2 separate regions of the Homo sapiens genome follow, and region 2 is linked to region 1. Evidence: chromatin loops called from intact Hi-C (ENCODE). Cell type or tissue: HCT116. All regions are shown on one strand.

Region 1 (5,000 bases):
AAACCCTAAGCTCTCAATTCTCTCTGGAAAATGCTCTTCTTTTGCTCAAGATCATAGCTCTTCCTTCGGGTAGTCTGGACACAATAACTGATTCACATGAGCAACCGCTTGTCTCAGAAAAGGACCACCTAAAACTGGATAATCCTAGCTTCAGAGCCTCCTGAAGGGTCAGCTGAGGCCTTCTCCTTCTCTGCCCAAATTCTTTCCCTCAGGTGTTGATCCTTAAGGTGTTGATTCCCATCCCATACCTACCCAGGGTACCCTAGAACTGAGATTTTACCTGACTCGCTGATGGGCATTTGTCAATTAATATCAACCTGTTTCCCTTTTTGCTTTTTGAAGTAGAGATAATCACATATATTCATTTTTCTTTACACATTGATTTGTCACCCACCATTTAATTTTTGTATGTAAAAATTTGATCTAGATCATAGAATAAATTGGACAGGAACTTAGGGGATATGCATGATTCTTAGTATGGTTTTAGTAAACCTTTATGGGACTCAGTTATCTTTTAAGGAATACTTGGATTACATGATGTCTAAAGTGTCTTAGCTCTACAATTTATTTTATTTTGCATTTAGGTCAGGACACTGAGACACAGAGAAGTTAGGTTACTTGTTTATAGTCACAAACTAGAATAAAAATAAGGACTCAGTTTTTTTCATTTTGTTCATTTTTTTTAATTACACAAAGTTTTTCCTAACATTCTTTTTTTTTTTTTCTTAGAGCACTCTGGTTCTGCCTGTAATTTATTGGTTTTAAACTGTGCAGTTACCAAATGATATGGTTTGGCTCTGCGTCTCCACCCAAATCTCATCTTGTAGCTCCCATAATTCCCATGTGTTGTGGGAGGGACCTGGTAGGAGATGACTGAATAATGGAGGCAGGTCCTTCCCGTGCTGTTCTCTGACAGTGAGTGGGTGTCACAAGATCTGATGGTTTTTTTTTTTTTTTTTTAGACAGAGTCTCATTCTTGTCCCTCAGGCTGGAGTGCAGTGGTGCGATCTTGGCTCACTGCAAGCTCCACCTCCCGGGCTCAAGTGATTCTCCTGTCTCAGCCTCCCAAGTAGCTGGGGTTACAGGTATGGGCCACCATGCCGGACTTGGTACTTTTAGTGGGGACAGGGTTTCACCATGTTGGTCAGGCTGGTCTCGAACTCCTGACCTTGTGATCCACCCTCCTTGGCTTCCTAAAGTGCTGGATTACAGGCGTAAGCCACCGCGCCTGGCAATCTGATGGTTTTAAAAACAGGAGTTTCTCTGCACAAGCTCTCTCTTTGCCTCCTGACACACCATGACACCCAAGAGGTGACTTGCTCCTCCTTGCCTTCCACCATGACTGTGAGGCCTCCCCAGCCATGTGGAACTGTAAGTCAAATAAACTTCTTTCGTTCGTAAATTGCCAGTCTCGGGTATGTTTTTACCAGCAGTGTGAAAACGAACTAATACACCAACTAATTCAAGAAATTGTTTTATCTAATTTCATAATTTCTGTTAGTGGAACAATTATTCTGCAGATTTCACCCCCCTTCCCCTTTGATGGAAAACCAGACTTTTTTTTTTTTTGTTTTGTTTTGAGACGGAGTCTCGCTCTGTCGCCCAGGCCGGACTGCAGTGGCGCTATCTCGGCTCACTGCAAGCTCCGCCTCCCGGGTTCACGCCATTCTCCTGCCTCAGCCTCCCGAGTAGCTGGGACTACAGGCGTCCGCCACTACGCCTGGCTAATTTTTTTTGTATTTTTAGTAGAGACGGGGTTTTCACCGTGTTAGCCAGGATGGTCTCGATCTCCTGACCTCGTGATCCGCCCGCCTCGGCCTCCCAAAGTGCTGGGACTACAGGCGTGAGCCACCGCGCCCGGCCATTGAGACATTTTATATTGGGGTAAAGAAATTTCATATATTAACTGTGCTTCACTGTTTTTCCCTCTTCTGATGTAATTCTTGTTACTGCTTTTCGCCACAAGGGGGCTTAAGAACCTCATTTATTATTTAAATTAATGAGAGCTTAAAAGTTGTGGAGGCTCTTGACAGATAATGATTCCGTGTGAAATATACGAATAAAAAGGTTTATAAACAACTAGGATTATTGCATTATCATTTATCCTGCTTTAAGAGTTTGTGGGTGGGGACCAGGGAGAGGGCCACAACTATAGTTGTGTGGTGCAAGGCTCTGCCACTAAAGGAATACAGTGTCCATTTTATAGAAGAAAAGGAATTTCTTTAGGGGTTCGCACTTTGGAGAAATCTTCCAACAGGTTTTAAGGATTGTCAAGTCTTGTCTAAATCAGTGATTCTCAACAAGAGGTAATATTAACCCCCAGACTACATTTGACAATGTCTGGAGACATTTGTGGTTGTTGCAACTTGAGGAAGTAGAGTGGTGCCGCTGATGTCCTGAGGGTACAGACTAGGGATGCTGCCAAACTTGCTGTGGTGAATAGGACAGCTTCCCACAAGGAAGTATTGGGCTCAAAGTGTTAAGGGTGCTGCTGTGGAGAAACCCTCATCTAAATCAACTATGCTTTTAAGGATTCATAGTAAGCGGTGTAAAACTTTAATTTTCTTTAAACATTTTAGACCAAAACAGAAAATGCTGGCTTGATTTACTTAAAAATTTCTGCCCAGCAGCACAGCAAATTTTGCACTCTGTTTTGGGCCAAGATAGCAGCGGGGAGGGAACCAGGTGCCTACATTTTCCTTGCTCCCTTCTCCCATTCCTTGCTGCCCCCTGAGATCATAGCAACTCAGTGTTTTTATTTCAAGCATTTTCCTGAAAGTTGTTAACAGAAAATAAAAGAGAATAGTGAAAAGTATAAAAGCGAAGAAATCTCAAGGCATTAGAATCCTACACTGTTCTTAGCGTTCCCATCCTCCTGGCTGTGATAAGTTGTGTCTTTCACATTTATTTATTACTTATTATTTTTATTAATTAATTAATTTATTTTGAGATGGAGTCTCACTCTGTCTTGCCTAGGCTGGAGTGCAGTGGCGCAATCTCGGCTCACTGCAGCCTCTGCCTCCTGGGTTCAAGTGATTCTCCTGTCTCAGCCTCCCGAGTAGCTGGGACTACAGGCGTGTGCCACCACACCTGGTTAATTTTGTATTTTCAGTACAGACAGGGTTTCACCATGTTGGCCAGGTTGGTCTCGAACTCCTGACCTCAGGTGATCCACCAGCCTCGGCCTCCCAAAGTGCTGGGATTACAGGCATGAGCCACTGTGCCTGGCATCTTTCACATTTAGAGAGGCATCACACTGATCAAAGACACTGTATTAGCTCTATGCTAGCTAGTAGTTTATATTCCATTCTAATTGTTTACTAGCTGTGTGTCTTTGGATAACCAGTGATTTCCTCATCTGTAAAATGGGACTAATACTTCATAAGGCTCCATGAGGGCATGTGTTTTATTTACCTCCTCATGTCTCCAGTATCTGGTACAGAGTGCATGTGAAATATATCCAGAATAAACATGTAAACTGTGGTGTACATCTAACATCTAACACACTTTTATGTTTTGATATTCGTGTATATTAAGGACTATCACATGTAGGATCAATCTTCAGGGAGACCACAATATTTAGCCGTTTTCAAATAGCCAAACCTGTTTCTTTGCTATTAGTTGATGACATGCATAAAACCCCCCATATTATCAGCTGTGTAAAAATCAATTTTATCTCTATGTGTAAATATGTGTTTGTCTGTATATATCTTTATATATTTTAAGCTCACAGTGCCTTATCTTGGAAAACATCAGCAATTGCTTTGAATTCTACAATTTTTGTTTAGAATACAGGGATATAAGATCACTCACCTGATGTTTTCACTGAGTGAACTCATTTTCCCACAAAGAATACATTCTCACCCTTTAAAAGTTGACTGATGTTAGTGAAGACCAAGAAATATTTTGGCAAATCTGTTGGAGACAATCAATCCATGTAGACAAATGTGGCCTAAATTCCTACCTGATAAACAATGCTGCCTATAGAATGTAGTGGTTAAAACACAGGTTTTGGAGGCAGACAATCTGGGTTGGAATCTGACTAAGCTCTTTCATTTACCAAACATTTGACCTTGGGCAAATTGCTTAATCTTTTTAAACCTCAACTTTACCATAGGTATTTCTTCTTAACATGTGTATTCCAAGGGTAGTTTTGAGGATTAGAAAATAAATACACGATAAGTTCACACAGTGCCTATGACAAATTAAGCATCATTATAATCAGTGGTTTTATTATAATTTAAAATTTGTTCTACTTTTCTGCTAAAAATAAATTTGGATTTGAGGTTGGTAACCAGAACCTGACAGGATACAATTTCACCATCATCATCACCATCACCACCACCATCAGCAGCAGCAGCATCCTCAACGTCATCTCATTCATTAGTAGAGTTTAATTTATGTTGTTAATTTTGTTCTATTCTACCTTTATATCTTGCAATAGGATATCTTGCAAGCCCTAATGTGTTACTCTGTTCTCCCAGTTCTAATAAAGACATACCCAGGACTGGGTAGTCTGTAGAGGAAAAAGGTTTAATTGACTCACAGTTCCACAAGGCTGGGGAGGCCTCACAATCATGGTGAAAGGCAAAGGAGGAGCAAAGTCATGTCTTACATGGCGGCAGGCAAGAGAGCTTGTGTAGGACAACTCCCCTTTATAAAACCATCAGCTCTCAAGAGACGTATTCACTATCATGGGAACAGCGCAGGAAAGAGTGGCCCCCGTGTTTCAATTACCTCCCACTGGTTCCCTCCCACAACACATGGGAATTATGAGAACTACAATTCAAGATGAGATTTGAGTGGGAACACAGACAAACCATCTCATTTCGCTCCAGCCCCTCCAAAATCTCATGTTCTTGCATTTCAAAACCAATCATGCCTTCCCAACCGTCCCCCAAAGTCTTAACTCATTACAGAATTAACTCAAAAGTCCACAGTTTCATCTGAGACAAGGCAAGTCCCTTCCACCTGTGAGTCTGTAAAATGAAATACAAATT
Region 2 (5,000 bases), 440 kb after region 1:
CTGCCAGAAAAATGTGACCCTTATAGGAACAAATTGATCCTGAATTCACAGTCTGTCAGTGCCTGAGGTTAAAGAGATTTGCAGTTATATTTCCAAAGGTCTATAGTGCCAAGGAGACCTGAGATTGGTCCTAGGAAGTGGGAAGAACCACTCAGCTCCAAATGAGAAAAATAAACCACTAATATAATAGTCATAAAATTAAGACGCAAAGTCCAAAAGGGAAAATAGACCAGGTAGGTGCAGAACATCACTATGGAGACCAGAGGGACAAGAAGATGGTACTGTGAATCCCAGGGCCACTCCTTTTCTAGCATGTGGTCACATGAGCCCTCTTTCTCCATAAAGACAGATACAATCTTTGTGTTGAGCAGAAGAAAGGAGTACCACTCTGAAAGACTAAGCATTTTCCTACTGAGATATTCTAACTTACTATCTAGGGCTGAGTTATCCAAAAGGATTGGTAGAGAATGGAGCTCCCCATTATTCAGTAGAATGATATTTTTAACATATGCTATATGAAATATAAAGAAAATATATTTGTACACCTTAGTGCAATGTGAGCAAATGTGTGACTTTACAAGACAATAACAAAGGCATATCAGTGAACTGTCAAAGCTCAGAAATTTGTAAACCTTCTGAAAAGTGCCTTGTTATCAAAAACAGCCTAAAAATCTTTAAGCTTCCACATGTTAAAACCTACTATGATTATTATATTCAAAATATTGCTAACAAATTTCAAAAAATAAAATATGCTTCCTTGTCCAAGAATATAGGCATTATATAATTTATTTTATTTTAATATTATAATTAATTAAAATATTTAATTGTAGTTAAAGTGAAAAATGTTAGCTAAAGAAAATACCATTTTCAACTGAAATTTCTGCAAAATAATTTCATATTATACTGTTTTATGAGAATTTACGATGCTTAAATAATTTATTTTTATTTCATACTCGATAGTGTTTTTTCTTTCAGTGTGTTAAACTATGTTCTTTGCTGTTTCCAATAATTGCCATCATATTTTGGTTTCACCAATCTTCTCTCTTTTATCTTTAATGCTACTTTCTCTTTTCAGTATAACGCCATTTTCTTCAAAGTAAGGAAATGAGAAAAAGGTGTATTTAATGACTATTCTAGGTAAGGAAGTACAAAAAAAAGAGGAAGGACTTTGAGATTCAAATAAAAAAAACCTAGACCAAACTCTACATCTAATCTGTTGATGTTATGAAATGTCAAAGAACTTTAAAATAATTGAGAACAACACTTAATTAATATTCAAGGAAAAGCTCCAGATTCTAAAAACAGTAGGGCTGAATCCTATCGGTTGCTGCATGGAACTACTTCTTATTTCCCATATTTAAAAAACTGCAAAGAAAGGCTTTTCCAAATGTTACTTATCATTGAAAACTTGACATTTTAATTTGTGAGACCCTGATCATATATTTTAAACAAATTATATAGTTTTGTGAACATATTAGAAATAAGGGGGGAAGACTTCTTGGATTGTTCCTCTAAAGTCAAACACAGATGGAGTAAATAAACCTCTCTCTAACATCTTTGACTCAAAGAAATCCATTCACTGACAAATGAGTTATTTTCCCTTATTAATAGGGGTAGTATGCTAATAATGGCTTATGAACTAAAAACAATCTGCTCAAGACAAGTTTGAATATCTAGAGACTCACAATTGTTACATGAAATGAGAGTAAAGCTGTATATGCCCTTCCTTTGTCAGAAAGATCAAGTGTCTCAGAGCATTTAATTTAAAAAGAAAAAAATTCCACAAAACACAACAACACTATTTCACCAGTGGAAATGGCTCTGGAGTCTTCCATCAACTTCAAGAATTAGTTTCAAAATGTTGTTTGCTTTCATTCAGTCAGCTACCAGCATGGAGCAGACCACCTGCTGTGAAATAAGGGGGTAGCGACCAACAGTTATTATAGCAGTAGCCATAAGTTTATTGCTTATTGGTACCAAACTTAAATCTTAGTAATTTTGAATTACTGAGTTAGCTTAGAATTATGGAGATGCACAATCATTTAGAATGGCATTCATTCCAGAAGGGTATATTATCTAAACCAATTTTCTTATAGTGATGCAATTGCAATACCATAGTTACGGTTGTATCCGCATTTCCATTATAAAGTCCTATTTTCAGGGTTTTATAATTTGGCCATAAAAATTCTCTCCTTGTAGGAACTTGGCAAACAAGGTCTGAGGCATATAACTGAGTTGTTGTGGGTTATTTTATTTTTTTACTGAAATTAAAAACACACATACATGTTTGATCTGTTCAGCCATTTTACACTTTAACTCTACAAACAACAACAAAAAATACACCAACTATATGTAGACATATGAAAATTTTTGGGGAAAATAACAATTAACCAAATCACTAAGTTGGTGGAGATGATCAGTTTTTATTAGTTACACATTAAGTTCCTGTGAGAGTGAAAAAACCAATTGTTTAGAAGTAGGTTTGGCAGTGCACGTGAAAGTCTCACCAATGTTAATAGCAAACCAATGACTGAGGCAAGTCCTTAAATTTCAAGTCTCAAGTTTCTCATCTCTGAGGTAGAGATAATTACACATTCTCATATAAAGTTATAAGAATCCTGTAAGCAGCAATAACGAGTTTGAAAATTTTAAAGTGCTCTGTAATCATGCAATATTACTTTTTAATTTATAAGGTTTTCTTCCAAATGTATAAATCGTATTGTCCACACTGCTTATTTAGATTTGTTACACATTCATAGCTCTTCCCAAATATAAACTCCTGAAGTAGAGTGTCTCTATCTTTGTTCTCATTGTGGTACACAAATATATGTTGAATCCATAACTAATTTATATTTTCTTTCAAAATTAAAAGTGTTTGCCTGACTTTATTTTGCTATCAGCATGTCTAGTTGGAATTAGTCTACCCTAAAAACATGACAGTCGCCCTCTTATGGTCGACAGAGAGTGTGCACATTGAGTGCCAAGGAAGGGCCAGAATCCTGCCTTTATGAACCAGATCCATAAGAATTTATCTAATTTATAGAGTATAGAAAAAAAATCATAGGTCATGAAAAATATAAATTATTCAATGTAAGAGATGGAGGGCATTTCTAAGCATTGTAGCATGGTAAGTGATGAAGAACACAAACTCTGGCAATAGACTGTTTAGGTTCAACGCTGCCTCTACTACCTGAAAGCTTTCTCTAAATTAAGAAGATACCTAACAACTCTACAACACAATTTTCCAACTATGATATTGGGAATCATTGTAGCAATGGCTTATGATAGTTATTGTAATAATTACATGAGACAATCCATGGATATTCTGGCTCATATTAGGTATTTAGAAAATGTTAGCTATCTTTATGCTGTTCTTTCTGTGGTCCCATATGAATATAGTATTCTTTCCGAAGTTGTTGTTAATGATAAGTAACCTCTTTAAAATTTTTCTTTGTTTCAATAAGCTTAAATAAATCTATTTTTTTTGTTGGCTGTGTCTTGCATTAGTAAGGTACTAATACATGACAAAACTTACCTTCAAAAATTTATAATTAATCCTTTCACTTATGATATAAAAATAAAATAAAAAATCATGGGTCCTGGGTTAAGCACAATATACAGAAAAAACAAACCTAAAATTTATATGGAACTTCAAAAAACCCAGAAGAGCCAAAGCTATCCTGAGCAAAAAGAAGAAAACTAGAGAAACCACATTACCTGACTTCTAATTATGCTACAAAGCTACGCCAAAATAGCATGGTACTGGCATAAAAACAGTCACATAGACCAGTGGAACAGAATGGAAAACCCCAAAATAAATGCATACATCTACAGTGAACTCATTTTCAACAAAGGTGTCAAGAACATACATTGGGGAAAGGATAGTGTCTTCAATAAACGGTGCTGGGAAAACTGCATATCTATATTCAGAAGGATGAGACTACAAGGCTATCTCTAACCATACACAAAAATCACATTAAAGTGGATTAAAGATTTATATCTAAGACCTTAACCTATGAAACTACTATGAGAACACATTAAAGAAACTCTCCAGTATGTTGGGCTGGTAAAATATTTGTTGAGTAATGCTCCCAAAGCACAGGCAACCAAAGCAAATATAGACAAATGGGATCACGTCAAGTTAAAAAGCTTCTGCACTGCAAAGGTAACAATCCAAAAAGTGAAGAGGCAACCCACAGAATGGGAGAAAATATTCTCAACTCTATAGGAAAAAAAATCTAATAATCCAATTAAAAATGGGCAAAAGATCTGAAAAGACAGTTCTCAAGAGAAAACATACAAATTGGCAAACAGGTGTATGAAAAGGTATTCAACATCATTGATCATCAGAGAAATGCAAATCAAAACTACAATGAGGTAACTTCTTACCTCAGTCAATATGGCTTATATGCAAAAGATAGACAATTACAAATGCTAGAGAGGATGTGGAGAACAGGGAAGCCTTGTACACTGTTGGTGGAAATGTAAATTATTACAACCACTATAGGGGACAGGTTGCAGAATCCTCAGAAGACTAAAAATAAAACTACTGTATGATCCAGCAATCCACTGTTAGCCGTCTAACCAAAAGAAAGGAAATCCTTATATTGAAGAGATATCTGTACTCCCTTGTTTATTGTAGCACTATTCACAATAGCCAAGATGTGGAAGCAACCTAACTGTTTATCAACAGACGAATGGATAAATAAAATGTAGTACATAGACACAATGGAGTACTATTCAGCCATTAAAAAGAATGAGATTCTGTCATTTGCAACAACATTGCTGGAACTGGAGGAAATTACGTTAAGTGAAATAAGCCAGGCACAGAAAGACAAACTTCACATGTTCTCTCATTTATTTGTGGGAGCTAAAACAATTAAAACAATTGAACTCATGGATAACAGAGGGTAGAATAATGGTTACCAGAGGCCAGGAAAGATAGAGAAGTCAGAAAGTGGGGACAGTTAATTGGTAGAAAAGTATAGTTAGATAGAATG

Evidence for each region. A loop is a pair of places that touch in the nucleus more often than their neighbours do. Peaks named below come from ENCODE experiments on the same cell type or tissue, not always from the same donor. Only the 100,000 strongest peaks of a DNase experiment are listed, where the experiment ranks them.
Region 2: a loop joins it to region 1, with 11 times the contacts of the local background. A loop is called at or near these places in 1 of 110 quality-filtered maps.

The regions. Positions count from the first base shown.
Region 1 is chr6:49,621,275-49,626,274 of GRCh38, forward strand. The region is part of intron 1 of RHAG (Rh associated glycoprotein); the gene reads right to left. Among named protein-coding and RNA genes, the nearest start is that of RHAG, 13 kb to the right of the region's middle. In HCT116, a CTCF peak has its summit at 1,973 (motif pointing right); a DNase peak (open chromatin) is centred at 1,937; H3K4me3 peaks cover 988 bases; H3K27ac peaks cover 507 bases.
Region 2 is chr6:50,059,307-50,064,306 of GRCh38, forward strand. No RefSeq gene overlaps it. Among named protein-coding and RNA genes, the nearest start is that of DEFB112, 12 kb to the left of the region's middle. In HCT116, a CTCF peak has its summit at 2,938; a DNase peak (open chromatin) is centred at 2,885.